Linked DNA regions of Homo sapiens: region 2 is linked to region 1. A link is an interaction called in ENCODE POLR2A ChIA-PET data of the cell type or tissue named here. Cell type or tissue: A673. All regions are shown on one strand. Links, peaks and the distances in the headings refer to the core of each region. The heading gives the core; the rest is flanking DNA. Region 1 overlaps SAP130 (Sin3A associated protein 130). Region 2 overlaps WDR33 (WD repeat domain 33).

Region 1 (8,398 bases), core at 2,771-5,270:
CCAGCAGTACAGCACATCATTCACCAACCAATCCAGGCACGTCGGAGCCTGGGGTGCATTAAGGGCCTCATTGGAGTTATTCATTCTGCCAGGCACTAGGCACATCCTTGACCTCAGGGACTTTCCATCTAGTTGCCAAGACATAGGGAAGTTTGAAAGATGCACAGTGTCATGTGGCAAGCTGTAAGAATGCAGAGGAGAGATGGTGGGAAGCCTTCCTGTTGGAAAGGCTGTGCTAACGAGGAATCAGAGAAGTGAAGAGGAAGTGAAGGGGGAAATGAACAGTGGCAAGGAAGGGAGTGATGGTTGTAGACAGCAGTTAGTAAAGGCTAGCTAGGATTGAGGGATTTTAATTTGGATTGGGGGGATCTGTGGACTCCTAAAAGTTAGGTGTATATCTATGTATATTCCAAGAACATGGTCCATGCCATTCAGCTTTTTCTTAAGGAAATCTATGACCTCATTATTACTGAAGTATAATATATTTGCAGGAAATATAGTATCTATAAATTGGGTTCTCTAGGATATGGAGTATAAACTAGACTTTATATACAGTAGAGAGCCACTGCGTTTTTTTGTTTATTTGTTTTTGTTTTTTGAGACAGTCTCACTCTGTTGCCCAGGCTGAAGTGCAGTGGTGCGATCCCAGCTCACTGCAACCTCTGCTTCCTGGGTTCAAGCGATTCTCCTGCCTCAGCCTTCCAAGTACTTGGGACTACAGGTGTGCACCACCATGCCCGGCTAATTTTTATACTTTTAGTAGAGACAGGATTTCACCCTGTTGGCCAGGCTGGTCTCGAACTCCTGACCTCAAGTGATCTGCCTGCCTCGGCCTCCTGAAGTGCTAGGATTACAGGCGTGAGCTACTGTGCCCGGCCAAAAATCATTTTTGTCTTTTTAACACAATGGCTCTGTGTATCATTAAAGTAATACTGTTGAAAGATGAGATTAGGCCAGGCGCAGTGGCTCACACCTGTAATTCCCAGCATTTTGGGAGGCCAAGGCGGGCGGATTGTCTGAGATCAGGAGTTTGAAACCGCCTTGGGCAACATGGTGAAACCCTGTCTCTACTAAAATGCCAAAAAATTAGCTGGGCATGGTGGTGCGTGCCTGTAATCCCAGCTACCTGGGAGGCTGAGGTGGGAGAATCACTTGAGTCCGAGAGGCAGAGGTTGCAGTGAGCCAAGATCGTGCCACTGCACTCTAGCTGGGACGAGAGAGTGAGACTCCATCTCACAAAAAATAAGAAAGATAAGATTAATCTAGCTGAATCACATACAGGAGGTCTGTCCCCTTAAGCACTTTCAGGGGACAGACAGATGTATGAAACAACTGGGTTTAAGATAATAAGGAAGTCTTGATTATGATACTGGGTAGTATCTGTCTAGCCTACAGCTTTCAAGATAAATACTTTTCTGGCCAAGAAAACAGAGTCGGAGGAGTATTAGGCCTCTAGTAGTATATGTGATACATATGAAGGGTTGGAGGAAGACGAGAACCAAGACAAGGAGCTCCCGAGTGAGGAAGCTGGTGCTGTAGCCCTAGTGTGAGACACGCACCTGCACATGGTAGAAGCGGCAGGTAAAAGGGCTGTAGATGAAAAGCAAGGATGAGGAATGGGCAGAGCTCGGCCATTTAGATGCATGTTTCAGGGTTAAGAGCAAGGGAAGAATCAGAACTCAGGTGATTCGAAGAATAATGGTGGGTATGTGGATGAAGCCCAGTGTGGAGCTTATTTTTTAGAGGAAGATTTCACACGTAAGTGTGATAAGGGCACTCTGTCCATGTGAAAACATCCAGAAAGGATATGGGCACCCTGAACGATTACCTAGAAAAGAATACTGTTACCTTGAGTTGCCCTTGTACTCACTAACGTAGATGGCCTGAGAGCCAACAGCTCTATTCAGCAGCTGAGTAGGCCCTCTGTGGAGGTGCTGGGTTGGATGGCAGCGTAAAATGTCTACACCAGGACCAACAACAGACCTGTGGCAACTCTAGATTGAAGGGTGAGATCCCATTGGTACCAATAGTAGGGCAGAATTTTGACTCCAATCACATTTGTACAGGAGGGACTCATGTACTGTTCAATCAAAATGGGATTTTTTTTTTTTTTTCAAAACACTTGTCAGTGGTATCTTAAGGGATTTTTTTTTTTTAATAATTCTGACTCTTAGTCTTTTTTTTTTTTCTTTTCTATTTTTTCAAGACAGTTTCTCTCTTGTTGCTCAAGCTGGAGCGCAATGGTGCGGTCTTGGCTCACTGCAACCTCTGCCTCCCAGGTTCAAGCGATTCTCCTGCCTCAACCTCCTGAGTAGCTGGGATTACAGGCGCGTGCCACCACACCCGGCTAATTTTTTTTGTATTTTTAGTCAAGACAGGGTTTTACTGTGTTAGCCAGGCTGGTCTTTTAACTCCTGATCTCAGTTGATCTGCCCACCTCAGCCTCCCAAAGTGCTGGGAATTACAGGCGTGAGCCACCGTGCCCGGCCTGGCTCTTGGTCTTATAACAACCTATCTGAAAAGAGAATTCCTTAATTGGAATGGTGAGAATTTATTTTTACTTGGGCAGAAACATGCTTATCTGTAGGCTCAAGTTTCAAATTACACATTTAGTATTTGACTTCCTCTATTTTATTTTTGTTTTAAATGAACTGTTTTTTCTCTTTTGGTAGTCTCGGCCACCTGTGACCACCTCCAATGCCATCCCTCCTGCTGTGGTAGCAACTGTCTCAGCCACCAGAGCTCAGTCTCCAGTCATCACTACGACAGCGGCGCATGCTACTGATTCAGCACTTAGGTATACATGGGGAGTATGAAGTTTGAACCTTCCTGCCATCCTCCTCCTTCACTCTTTTTTCTTTCGTTCCTTCATTTAAGTAAATATTTATTGAGTGGCTTTTTTTTTTTATAATGAGCTATGTAGTGTTCTAAATCCTGGGGCTAAAGCTGTGAACAAAGAAATTGCTGCCCACACAGAGCTTCTGTTTTTACAGGCTGGAGACGCGATAAATATGTAGCTTTTTAGATGGTGAAAAGTGCTTTGGAAAAAAATAAGGGTAAAAGGGATTGGGAGTGACAGGGTGGGTGGTGCAGGGGACTTACAGTTTCATGTAATGTGGTCGGAGAGGGCTTTGTTGATAAGAATACATTTCAGTAGAAAATGAAAAGATATAATGAAGTGAGTGAGCTATATGGTTATCGGAGAGAAGAGTATTCTAGGCAGTGGGAACAGTGAGCGCAAAGGCTCTGAGACAGGATTGTGTTTGCCACTTATAAGGACCACCAGTGAGGCCAAGGTGGCAAGAGTTAGATTTGGGGAGGTAGCAGGGTCTCCAGATCACATAGGCCCTTAGGAGCCACACTAAGGACATGGACTCGGCTGGGGCATGATGGAAAGCCTTAGTGGAGTTTTTAGCAGACCGATGCAATGATCTGAAGTTTCAGTTGGTTCAGCCTGGTTGCTGGATAGAATAGGCTCTGGAGAGGCCAAGTTAGAAGCAGAGTTGGGTAGAAGGGTATAGCCAGCATGTAGGAGAGATGAAAATGGATGTAGAAAGACATGATTAGATTCTGGGTAGATTATTATTATTTTTTGGAGACAGGGTCTCACTCTGTCACCCAGGCTGGAGTATAGTGGCACGATCATGGCTCACTGCAGCCTCAAACTCTCAGGCTCAAGTGATCCTCTTGCCTCAGCCTCCCAAGTAGCTGGAACTCCAGATGTGCACCACCATGCCTAACTAATTTTTTTATTTTCTTGTAGAGACAGGTTCTCACTTTGTTGCCCAGGTTGGTCGTGAACTCCTGGGCTCAAGTGATCCTCGCATCGCCCTAAGTGCTGGGATTATAGGCATGAGCCAGCCACCACACCTGGCCCTGGGTAGATTTTGAAGGATAGAGTCAAGAAGATTTCTGAGGAATCACTGGGGCAGGCGGTGGGGGTGTGGGAGTGTGAAAGAAGGAGAGGAGTCACGATTATTTGCCAGTGCTAGTTGGCCTGTATACCTAACAGGGTGGAGGACAGTGGGAGGTTTAGGAAAGGAGTTTTATACTTTGATTTTAGGCATTTTAAGATTGTGATGGCAAGATATAATGGCTCATGCATGTAATCTCAGCACTTTGGGAGGCTGAGGCAGGAGGATCACCGGAGTCCAGGAGTTTGAGACCAGCCTGGGCAACATAGGGAGACCCCATCTCTTTAAAAAATAAAAAAGTAGCCAGGCATGGTGGTGTGTACCTATGGTCCCAGCTACATGGGAAGCTGAGGTGGGAGGATGACTTGAGCCCTGGAGATTGAGTCTATAGTGAGCTGTGATCATGTCACTGCATTCCAGCTGGGGCAACAGAGCGAGACCCCATCTCCACCAAAAAAAAAACAAACAGGAAAAGGATTTAGGCTAGGTGCAGTGGCTCGTGCCCGTAACCCCAGTGCTTTTGGAGGCCAAGGTGGGAGAATCACTTGAGGCCAGGAATTCAAGACCAGCCCCAGCAACATACCAAGATCCCATTTCAACAAATTAAAAAAAAAAAAAAAAAAGGTAAGCGTGGTGGCATGTACCTATAGCCCTAGGTACTTGGAGACGGAAGTGGGAGGATCATGTGACCACAGGAGTTTGAGATTACTAGGAGCTATGATTGTGCCACTACTCTCTAGTCTGGGCAACAGAGCGAGATCCTGACTCTGAAAAAAAAGAAGCAAGAAAGATTTGTAGAGCCATACAGGGATAAAGTGTGGTTGATGAGGGATGATCTTAAAGGCTTTTTGTGAGTGACACAATCAGGGATGACATCATGCTGTTTTTCCTCATGATCTCCAAGTCACATTACAGGGAGGTTAGGGAGGGCAGTTGATTCTTGCCATTGGTTATGTTGAGGGAAGGGAGCCTTTGGCAATAGTGCAGACAAGAAGAGATTCACTGAATCAAAGCAAGGATAGTAGGTGTGGAGAGAGGAATTGTTAGAAGCTGGCGGGGCACCACTAGGACCTGTCAGCTAAAAGCAGGGCAGAGTGGTGAGGAAGAAAGAGGAATCGGAGATGCCTCTTTGATTTCCTCCTTACTTGTCCGAGTAAATGAAAATCAAAACAAGGGAAGGAAAGCAGGTTTTAGAAAAGCTTGAGCTTTGGGATACTGAGTTTATCTGTGTAACAACCAAGTGGCTGTTGTCAGTATGTGGTTGAAGAGATGTCTGTGCTAGAGATAATGGGTTTAGGAGTGATCAATGTGTGGGCCACAATGAAAGCCTTCAGGTGTCTATCCAGGGGTACTAGAGAGTGAGAAGAGGGCCTAGAACAGAACTCTGAAGAAAATTATGTTTAAATGAACAGCAATACCTGGAACTTATCTTAAGCCATTAGCTCTGTTATCTACTTGTGTGACATTAAGCAGGTTTTCAACTCCCCTGATCCTTTGTTCTCTCTTCAATAAAAGGGATACTTTACTTTGTGGCAGTTATTAATAAATATGTTGCCTGAGGTACAAAGAGACAGAACTACCCAACATAAAATAGACTACTTGTTGTTGCTCATTTTAACTTTATAAAAGTTAATGTATTCAGATGGTATGAGGAAATTCACAAGGTATAAATGGATATACAGTCATCTCTATCTATGGGGTCTTGGCTCCAGGAGCCCCTGCAGATGCTGAAATCCAAGGACGCTCAAGTTCCTTCATATAAAGTAGCATAGTATTTGCGTATAACCTACGCACCTCCTCCCATGTACTCTAAATCATCTCCAGGTTACTTGGAGTGCCTATTATGATGCCTGCACATCACTTCATTCATGTGGATTCCGTATAGTACTTGGTGCTCAGCTAATGCAAGTTTTGCTTTTTGGAATTTGGGGAAATTGTTTTCCCCTTTGAATATTTTCAATCCATGCTTGGTTGAATCCATAGATGTGGCACCTATGAAACTGAGGGCCAACTGTATGATGAAAACTAGGGGTAGGCTTTTTATTTTTAATCGTTTTGTCAAAGTATCTTTTCCATTGTGTTGATTGTTTTAATAAAACCTGGATATTGAATTTTGTTGAATGCATTTTTAGCATTCACTCATATAACACTAGCAATATACTACAAGTAGTGAATGAAACAGACAAAAACCCTAATCAGATGATTTTTCTCTTTATATCTACAACTACAATAAATTCCTAATGTCTAACTTTTTTGGAATTAAGATAGAACTTCTTCAACAGACCAATTTCCTTAGAAGAAATAGAAAAAAATTTTAAGCACTATCTCTCACAAAAGCACCAGATCCAGCTGGTTTCATAGAATTCTTTTTTGAGACAACGTCTTGCTCCGCCAGCCAGGTTGGAGAACAGTGGCTTGATCACGGCTCACTGCAGCCTTGACCTCCTAGGCCCAAGTGATCCTTCTACCTCAGCCTCCCAAAGCTGGGACTACGGGCACGTGCCACCATGCACCATGCCTGGCTAATTTTAAAATGTTTTGTAGAGACAGGGTCTCCCTATGTTGCCCAGGCTGGTGTCAAACTCCTGGGCTCAAGCGATCCATCTGCCTCAGCCTCCCAAAGTGCTGGGATTACAATTGTGAGCCACCACACCCAGCCTTGGTTTCATAGAATTCTACCAAACCTTCAAAGGGGCCAGATAAATCAGTGATAATGAAATTGGTTCAAGGTATAGAAAAAAAGTAAAATTCCAGAAAAATGTAAGTCATATCTTAATTTTTCTACTAAATACATTCAGTCTGTCAGTTCTTTGACCCTTGTCTTTTCAGTCATTACTTGGTTGAATGAAATTTATTTTCTATCACTTTCTTCAAAAAGGGCAAAATTTAAAGCACCAATATTTTGAAAGTTTACGTGCTGAGAATCATTTCCCATTTATACTTAGGCAATAGTTTGGCTGATTGAGTGTTTTATTGTTTCTATATTCTTTCCATGATTACTTGATGGGTAATTTTTCCCGTCTTCTAGATCTGGATGTTACTGGAGTCTGTTTTTTTTTTTTTTAACCGCTTACAAAGGCCTTAGTCTTTTTGCCTTATTGCCTGATTCTTTTTCGTTGAATATCAGCAAATTTCATAGCATTTATTTTGTAATGACCATTATTTATGGTTTTGTTCTAAACATGGTGTGCCTTTTCAATCTGTAGCATAAAACTATTCATTGGCCAGGCATGGTGGCTCATGCCTCTAATCCCAGCACTCTGGGAGGCTGAGGCAGGCAGATCACTTGAGGTCAGGAGTTTGAGACCAGCCTGGCCAACATGGTGAAACCCTGTCTGTCAGCTGGGCATGGGGCCGGATGCCTGTAATCCCAGCTACTTGGGAAGCTGAGGCGGGAGAATCGCTTGAACCTGGGAGGCGGAGGTTGCAGTGAGCCAAGATCGCGCCACTGCGCTCCAGCCTGGGCAACAGAGCGAGACACTGTCTCAAAAAAAAAAAAAAGAAAGAAAAACTATATGAACAGTTTGTTTGTTTTTTTTTCTTTTGAGACCTAGTCTTGCTCAGGCTGGAGTTCAGTGGCGCGGTCTCAGCTCACTGCAGTCTCCACCCCCCGGGTTCAAGCCATTCTCTTGCCTCAGTCTTCCGAGTAGCTGGGATTACAGACACCCACCACCACCCCTGGCTAATTTTTGTATTTTTAGTAGATGGGGGTTTGCCATGTTGGCCAGGCTGGTCTCGAACTCCTGACCTCAGGTGATTTACCCACCTCAGCCTTCCAGAGTGTTGGGATTACAGGTGATTCCCAAGTGTTGAATCTTTTTGCACTCCTATGTAATTTTTTTAACTGTTCCCTTTAATGTTGCTTTCATACTCTTCTCCGCCCTTGACTGCATTTTCAGCATTGTCTCTCATGTTCCACTTCTAATTTTGCCTTCATTCTTGAAACTGCTGAGCAGTTGCCTTCTGTTTCTCTCTGGAGCTCTGCCCATATATTTTGTCTTCTTCTGTTGTTCTCTCATCATTTCCACTGAGTTCTTATGTCTTTGCTTTGTGTTTCCATTTCATAGAAGCAGTTACTTCATTAAGTTTTTAAATTCATGGTACAGTGTTCATCTGCGTAGTGAAAGCACTTCTGGTGTGTTTTGTTCCACCTTTTGTCTTTTAGCATCTTTAAATAGATCCTGTTTTGGATCCTTTCTGAGTATTCATCTTTGATTGGATTGGCTTTATTCTGGATCCCCATTTGTAATTGGTTCTTATTGTAGCCTGGACTATATACTGGGTTTGGATAAATTTTCCAAATGACTCAGTGTCCTGTGTTTGAATTTTGTTGGCCATTACTTCACTCCTGTCAGTGCAGATAGACCACTTAAAATGGCAAAGCCTCTCTTCCCTAGGTCCCCCGCACACTATTCCCCACAGACGGGGCTTATCTGTGTCTGTGTCTGATTCCTGGTTTAACCCTAGATCCTTTGCTTTTTAAC
Region 2 (8,398 bases), core at 5,390-7,889, 300 kb after region 1:
GGGAAAAGCAGTAAAAGGCATGAACTGGGCTATTGGAGGAATTTCACTTTAAAAACACAGTTTTTGTTTTTAGAATCAAGAGTATCCTTTCGCTACCTACTTTTAAAAAGTGTTTGATTTAAATTGTATGTTAACCAAAAATAGGTAAACATTTATAAAAGCTGCAGTAGTTCAGTAGCTGGAAAAACAGTCCCTTCCAAGTTAGGAGGTGAACTAAGTTAACCATCACACATTTAACTGGCATCTTTCCATTTTTATTCAGTACTTTCATTACAGTACATATTTTCACATATTTTAGAAAACTTTAGTGGGATTCCAAACACTGTCTTCAAAGAATGGTGAGAATATTGTAGATGAGGAACAACATCCATAGAGAGGTGCAGAAAACCCCGACACTGAAGCCCAGCAGGGCTGTTTGGTCATCAGGCAGGTATTTGAGAGGCTGGTGATTGCATGTACCTTACAGAGGAATCAAGTGCAACAAGCTGGGGTTAGAGGAGGGATGTCATGGGTGGCAGTGGCACCCTGTTGATGGGTACAGAGGTGAATTCTTGGCACGCTTCCTGGCCTGCAGCATTAATTTCCTCTGTTGTGTCCTCCTTGGATGTGGAGCAGGTGGCCCTAATGAAATGCCTGAAAGAATAGGGGCAGACAAAGGAAGCTCCTTCTGAAGCCCAGGAGGCTCTCTCATTTTTCCAGTGTATACTAAGAGATGGACAGATGCTGCTGATCTCATTTGAGATGAGTAATTTGCCCTAGCTAGTGGGTGATGAAGTTGAAATCTGCACCCCAAAGCTCCTGTTCTATTACCCAATGCTTCAGGGACATTTGTCTCCTAACTAAGCTGAGAACCAAGGAGGGAAAACATTCTCAATAAAGAATGTATTCTGAAATGTAGAGATGCTACAGATCAGACCTATGTTGGCAGGTTTCCTGGAAGACATGGTAAAAGTCAGCTTTGTTTCCTTTAGGTGACTCCCGCGGCCCTCCAAACCATCACATGGGCCCGATGTCAGAGAGGCGGCATGAGCAGAGCGGCGGGCCTGAGCATGGGCCCGAGAGGGGGCCTTTCCGGGGTGGCCAGGACTGCAGGGGTCCCCCTGATAGGCGTGGCCCTCACCCAGACTTCCCCGATGACTTCAGCAGACCAGATGACTTCCACCCTGACAAGCGCTTTGGCCACCGGTTACGTGAATTTGAGGGGCGAGGAGGACCTTTACCGCAAGAAGAGAAGTGGAGGCGAGGGGGCCCTGGGCCTCCGTTTCCCCCTGATCACAGGGAATTCAGCGAGGGGGATGGCCGGGGTGCAGCCCGAGGCCCTCCGGGGGCATGGGAAGGCCGCAGGCCCGGAGATGAACGTTTCCCCCGGGATCCCGAGGACCCACGTTTTCGAGGGCGCAGAGAAGAAAGGTGGGACAGATACTTTGTGGGCCCATTCCATCTTCAGTGGAGCTTTTTATCTGCTGTCTCCACAAAGGTCTCTTTCTTCTTTTTCTTGAGGAAAGAGAATTATATCAATTACCAGCCCTGCACTCTGTAGAGTTTGCATTTGGACGTTTAAAAAAAGTGTGCTTTTTAACCTTAGTCTTGTTTTAATCTTTGCTGTCTAGAAATCTTTTTCGTTTTGTTTATTTTTTTATATTTTGGTCCTTTCTAAAGAGATGGGAGGATCAGTGTACTACAAGACTTGCTGGGATCTGACTTAAAATTTCCAGGTTCTTCTTGATTAGAATAAGGAAATATGAGGCAGCTACCTAGATTGGAAATAAAGGGGTTGTGAAATAGATACAATTTTTGTGTAATTGCCCAATAATCTTAACAAACTTAAACTGAAAAACAGTCTTCCTGTTAAACTTAGATCAGGCTTGAACACTCATCTCAGCATTCTTGGGGAGTTTAAGGAACAGAAGAAATGTGGAGAAAGAAACAGGAATTAGCCCAGGACCAGTGGCTCACGCCTGTAATCCCAGCACTTTGGGTGGCTGAGGCAGGAGGATCGCTTGAGGCCAGGAATTGAAGAACAGCCTGAACGACATAGTGTAACTCCATCTCTACAAAAAAAATTTTTTAATTAGCTGGGTTTGGTGGTGCATGCCTGTAGTCCTAGCTACTCAGGAAGCTGAGGTGGGAGGATCAGCTGAGGCCAGGAGGCTGCAGTGAGTTATGATTATGCCATTGCACTTCAGCCTGGGCTACAGAGCAAGACCCTGTCTCTTAAAAGAAAAACAAAACAAAACAAAAAAACACCAGGAAATAGTAAAATCTCAAGTGAGACTCAGAATAATTAAAGATGATGATAATTGAGTATTTTGTATCAGATGTTGTTACCTCATTTAAATTGAGGAATTTGTTTTAATTTAGGAAATTAACTCATTTTATTTAAAGAATTTGTGAGATAGGTGCGACTGTCAGCATCTTATGCTGATTCAGACAGAATAAGAGCAGTGTCTTGACTTTCCGAGGTCTGGCAGGTGGTAGGTGTCAGAGCTGGGCTTCAGGCCCATGCTGTTCAGCACTTCAGCTTTTACTATAGTCTCTGATTACTCCTTAGCCTTCCGTGTCCTTTCATCCCATTTCTTTTTTTTTTTTTTTCTTCTTGAGACGGAGTCTTGCTCTGTTGCCAGGCTGGAGTGCAGTGGCACGATCTCGGCTCACTGCAGCCTCCACCTTCCAGGTTCAAGTGATTCTCCTGTCTCAGCCTCTTGAGGAGCTGGGATACAGGCTCACACCACCTTGCCTGGCTAATTTTTGTATTTTTAGTAGAGATGAGGTTTCACCATGTTGGCCAGGCTCGTCTTGAACTCCTGACCTCAAGTGATCCACGTTCTTCAGCCCCCCCAGAGTGCAGGGATTATAGGCGTGAGCCACTGCGCCTGGTCCTTTCATTCCATTTCTTACTCTTCTTGTGAATAGATGGTTAAGGCCGGGCACAGTGGCTCACGCTTGTAATCCCAGCACTTTGGGAGGCCGAGGTGGGTGTATCACGAGGTCAGGAGTTCGAGACCAGCCTGGCCAACATGGTGAAACCCTGTCTCTACTAAAGATACAAAAAATTAGCCGGGCATGGTGGTGCGTGCCTGTAATCCCAGCTACTCGGAAGGCTGAGGCAGGAGAATCGTCTGAATCTGGGAGGCAGAGATAGCAGTGAGCCAAGATTGCACCACTGCACTCCAGCCTGGGTGACAGGGCGAGACTCTGTCTCAAAAAAAAAATATATATATATATATATATATATATATATCTGTATATGTGGTTGAGTTAGGGTTGGCCAGCCCACCCTCAGGGGTGGTGAGAAAAGCAAGGCTGATGACAGGCTCAGAAGCATGACATAGTCGGGGCTAAGGAAGCAATTGTTTTGGGGGAGGGGAGATAGGGAGGTTAAAAATAAAGACGTAAGGGCTCCCAGTGTTTTTAAGACCCTCTCTTAATGATATCCAAGCATTACCTTTGACATGGCTTTTTATGACTAGAAGAGCTTTACATCTGCGTAATGTTCACTGACTTATTGAATCTCTGCATCTTGTGCAAAATGTTACATTTTACCTTGTCTTTTTTTTTTTTTTTTTTTGAGAGGGAATCTTGCTTTGTCGCTCAGGCTGGAGTGCAGTGGCATGATCTCGGCTCACTGCAGCCTCCACCTCCTGGGTTCAAGCGATTCTTGTGCTTCAGCCTCCCGAGTAGCTGGGATTACAGGCACGCGCCACCACGCCCAGCTAATTTTTGTATTTTTAGTAAAGATGGGGTTTAGCCATGTTGGCCAGGCTGGTCTCGAACTCCTGGCCTCAAGTGATCTGCCTGCCTCGGCCTCCCAAAGTGCTGGGATTACAGGTGTGAGCCACTGTGCCCGGCCATCCTGTCTTGATTTGTATTGTGTTTCATCTGTCAGTGCAGACCCATAGCCTAGGCTGGTGTGTGAGAGTGTAAAGGTATTGTGATTATATAGGAGAAAGTTCTTGTTCTTAGAAGAAATGGACTGAAGGATTTAGGGGTAAAGCTCGTGTTGGCAACTGATTTTCAAATGGTTTAGAAAACATGTTTGTGAGTAGCTGGACGGAGAAGATAAAGCACGTGTGGCAAAATATTAAGAAGGGATTGATCTGGGTGGAGGATCTGGGATGTTCATTGTACTGTTCTTTCAGCTTTACTGTAAGTTTGAAAATCTTCCAAGTAGAAGATTAGGATAAAGGCAATGGAATGGAAACCTGAGGAAGAGCAGAGGCCTGGCCTGGGAGGAGGCCATGCAGCTCATGCAGAGGGGCCCTGCAGGGTGGCGCCACCGCCTCTCAGTGAGCGCTGCCAGAAGGTCACTTTCTCTTCTTTCGCACAGACCTCCTGGTACCCTCTCTGCCTCAGCAATACTCCCAGTCAGTGTAGTCTCCTGGCTCCAAAATTCCTGAGAGAAGGGGAAGCTGTTCACTAAGCAGGGCTCCAGACTGCCAGCTAGCCAGTGGATCGCTGCCTGTAAACCAGATGCTGACCTGTGTGCCCATCAGCTGTGGACTCGGGCCATGAGTGCCACTCGTGGTCATGGAGGCCTGCCCCTGGGTGGAGGCTGTGGGCTGGGGCAGATGGCAGAGCCCCTACCTACAGACAGGTCCAGTATGGTTGGCAGACACGATCTGTGCCCCCATTTTTCTGATTATATGTCATAAATGTTCATCATACAAATGTAGATGATAATGATAAGTATTTGTGAGGCAGTGATACAGAACCTGGGCCGAGGGTCAAGACTGGCTGAGTTCAGATCACCAGCACTTACTCTGTGTCCTTGAATAAATGATGTCAGCAATCTGGGCCTCAGTGTTCTCATCAGTGGAACTGCTGATAATACCAGCTTCATATGGTGGCTGTGAAAATGAAATGAATGAAATGAAGTAATACTTGTATATACCTAAAAGCCTAAAAGAAGCTTAAAGTAACTCCACACTCTGGTGTGTTTCCTTCTGGTCTGTTTTTGCCTCTGATAGTATTAATAGGATTATATAATGTATCCTTTCAAAAATATATAGTTTTATTTTGTTTTCCTCCCAATTAACATTGTATCATGCTTTCTCATATCATATGCTTCTTTGAAACATGAACTTAGAGTGGCAAGGTGTTCTCTGAGATGGACATTCTGCTGTTTTCTCTTTACAGTTTCAGAAGAGGAGCCCCGCCGAGGCATGAGGGCCGTGCTCCCCCCAGAGGAAGGGATGGTTTTCCTGGTCCTGAAGACTTTGGTCCAGAGGAGAATTTTGATGCTTCTGAGGAAGCGGCCCGAGGACGAGATCTCAGAGGTCGAGGTCGGGGTACCCCACGAGGTGAGCGAGTTACTAAAGACACCTGGTCTGGAAGGATAGGGTGCAGAATACACTGGTTGTGAATACACCAGGAACAGTCTGAGTGCAGCATTGTTTGCTCTGTTGTGTAGGAGGAAGGAAGGGTTTACTTCCCACTCCTGACGAGTTCCCTCGCTTTGAAGGAGGGCGGAAGCCAGATTCCTGGGATGGAAACAGAGAGCCTGGTAAGGAAAAGAACCGCTTGTTGGGTAACTCTAGACTGCAGTTCACAAAGTGAGTTCTGAGGGCCCTCTCTGGGGTGCACCGGGTCTCCTCTTTCCAGCTCATGTCTCCCGGGGGGCTGGGCTGTCTCCTGTCCTGCAGCCGCAGCACTTGATCTCAGCAGGTGGAATGCAGAGCAGAGGAATCCGCCAGACATTACAGGGATCTATCTGAGTATAAAACGGGACTGCTCTTTCCACTAAATTGCTTTTGGAGAATAAAGTTAAGTGAATTAAAATTTCCCCAGTCTCAATTGCTAATATGGTAAATATTCGCAGTTACAACTCTCATTAACAAAATCTCTTAGGAGTCCTCAGTAATTTGAGACTGTAAAGACGTCTTGATACTACAATGCCTGAGAACGAGTTCTCTGGATCTTACCTGCCCCTCTTACATGAGGAGGCACCCTGATGTCTGGGTGGCTTACCCTTTGGCCTCTGGCGGGCATTCAGCATGAGTGAACGGTGGCTCTCGAGTTGCTCCTTACTCTCACAGTGTCATTCCCATCTACTTCTGGTCACACTGTGCTTTCCTGTAAGGAGATTTGTTTCTTGTTTCAGGGCCAGGTCATGAACATTTTCGTGATACTCCCCGCCCTGATCATCCCCCTCACGACGGTCATTCCCCAGCCAGCAGAGAACGCTCCTCTTCTCTCCAAGGCATGGACATGGCATCCCTACCTCCCCGAAAGCGCCCCTGGCATGATGGCCCAGGCACTTCTGAGCACAGAGAGATGGAGGCCCCAGGAGGCCCTTCTGAAGACCGAGGAGGCAAAGGTAAGAGCAGGCCAGTGGTTATGGTTCCAGGAGATGCAGGGGCCGATGGAGGCCTTGCCTGTATCTGCTGCACATGCCCTTGCAGCCTGGGCTGTGCAGAGGCACATGCTCCTAAATGTGGTGCCAGTGCCACACGAGCTGTCATCTGGTGGACTGCAACTCAGCCCTGCACAGGACTCCACTTGCCTCCGGGAATCCCTGTTCACTTGAGGTTTTCACTTCAGCCCTCTGCCAAGATGCCCCAGCACTCTCTGCTCGGCTTGCTGTCTGGGAGCCCTGCTCTCCTTGGCAGTCTGCCCTCCACAAGGCTGCTTGGAACCCTCAAGGGCTCTCAGTGGGAGGGGAAGAGTTGTCCTCTCCTGGGTGGTCTGTTGGTTTTTTTAGCCTGGGTCTAGAGGAACACTGCTTGTGCTCAAAGTCACAGAGACTTTGGGAAACATGGTCTATGGGCAGTGTTTCCAGGGGCACAGTAGATTATCTCCTCAACTGGGAACTGTGGAGCTTTATGTTATAGGCAGCACTAACTTTAGCCAGGAGTAGTTGCCTCTGAAGGCTGACTATACAACTCTGGTTGCAAGGCAGCGGGGGAGGTGCATAGGTGGTGTGGCTCGGAAGCTTCTGGGAAGGCTGCTCCCCGCATGCCCCAGCTTGTGCTCTGCTCCTGAAGTTGGCCTGTCTGTATGGACGGTCCTTCCAGTACAGAGTTCTGCCATTTGGTCTTTTTGGGTTTTTTTCTGTCGCCCAGGCTGGAGTGCAGTGGTGTGATCTTGGCTTACTGCAAGCAACCCCCGCCTCCCAGGTTCAAGTGATTCTTGTGCCTCAGTCTCCCCAGTAGCTGGAACTACAGGTGTGCGCCACCATGCTTTTGTGTTTTTAGAGAGATGGGCTTTTGCCATGTTGGCTAGGCTGGTCTCGAACTCCTGGCCTCAAGTGATCCACCTGCCTTGGCCTCTCATGAGCCACCATGCCTGGCCTGCCATTTGATCTTGATAGTTGTTTGTCTCAACAAAACCCTCAGAAATTACCTTATGTATCATCAATAGATCACCCTGCATAAACACATTGTACTACTAGCCAGTGTGCTGTGACCTTGGCTGACTTTCTTGGGCACTCAGCACACCATTATTAGGTCCCTCTGGTCAAGGACATGCAGTTAGCATGGGAATGATGTAGTAGCTGACACTCTGCCCAGGTGCCTCAGGTGGGTTGAAGCTGCACTTTCTAAGAAAAGAAGCCAAGATTGTTCCTTTGGCTGGCTCTCCTAACTTCATCTCAGCTAGATTCATATTCTATTACAAAATATGAGACAGCGGAGAGTTTGCAGTCATCTTCTGAGAGTGCATTATGGGAGATGTGACCAAATCCTATCATTTCCTGAGGAAAAAAATCTTACAAGATAGAATTTTTTTTCCTTTTCCTTTCTTTTTTTTCTTTTTTTTTTTTTTTTAAATATATTCTCAAGCTGCAACAGAATGAAAGAATTTTAATAGTACCTAAACATTTGTGCATACTAGTCTGAAGCAGGTTAAGCTGTGCCTCGGTGATAGAACCTGAAAGCCAGTGTTTTGTGGGGTTTTTGGGTTTTTGTGCTTTTCTTTTGTTTTTTCAAGAAATACTTTATTTTACTAATTATGAAAAGGAAGCCAAAAGTGCCACATGTCACGGGACAGTCCCAGTGAACGCTTGTCCTAGTTGGAGCACTTTTTATTAACATTAGCAGTGTGTACTTCCAAAGTTAAGTCAGTATATTCAAACCTTCCCTCAATATACCCTGGTGGCTGGGAGCAGGCAGATACACTTCCCATGGCCTGGGACATGGCCCAGTGTGGCCCGGGTCTCCCTGAAGGTGCTCCTTGCTCATCTCTTGGCTTCCTGTCGTCTGTCACACAGCCCTGGGGGCATGGATCTGGCTGATGCTGAGGCCCATGGCCATGAGCCAGGAAGGGGGAGGCAGGGTCAGGAAAGGGTAGAGGCACACCTCTCAGTACGCTGAATACCACTGCCAGTCTCCCTGGCACCCACCAGAACTGGTCCATTGTCATCAGAGAGTAAAGTTTGTACTGGGAGTTACTGACAAACAGT

Evidence for each region. Peaks named below come from ENCODE experiments on the same cell type or tissue, not always from the same donor. Only the 100,000 strongest peaks of a DNase experiment are listed, where the experiment ranks them.
Region 2: POLR2A ChIA-PET joins it to region 1 with 8 read pairs; 3 of 35 experiments call an interaction of 5 or more read pairs at or near these places.

The regions. Positions count from the first base shown.
Region 1 is chr2:128,004,668-128,013,065 of GRCh38, reverse strand. SAP130 (Sin3A associated protein 130) reads left to right here. Exons shown (of 21, transcript NM_001330301.2): 6 at 1-36; 7 at 2,673-2,797. Among named protein-coding and RNA genes, the nearest start is that of SAP130, 19 kb to the left of the region's middle. In A673, for the core only: no CTCF peak of the experiment used is centred there; no DNase peak of the experiment used is centred there.
Region 2 is chr2:127,706,595-127,714,992 of GRCh38, reverse strand. WDR33 (WD repeat domain 33) reads left to right here. Exons shown (of 22, transcript NM_018383.5): 18 at 972-1,410; 19 at 5,137-5,300; 20 at 5,411-5,503; 21 at 6,101-6,316. Among named protein-coding and RNA genes, the nearest start is that of SFT2D3, 9.3 kb to the right of the region's middle. In A673, for the core only: no CTCF peak of the experiment used is centred there; a DNase peak (open chromatin) is centred at 6,612.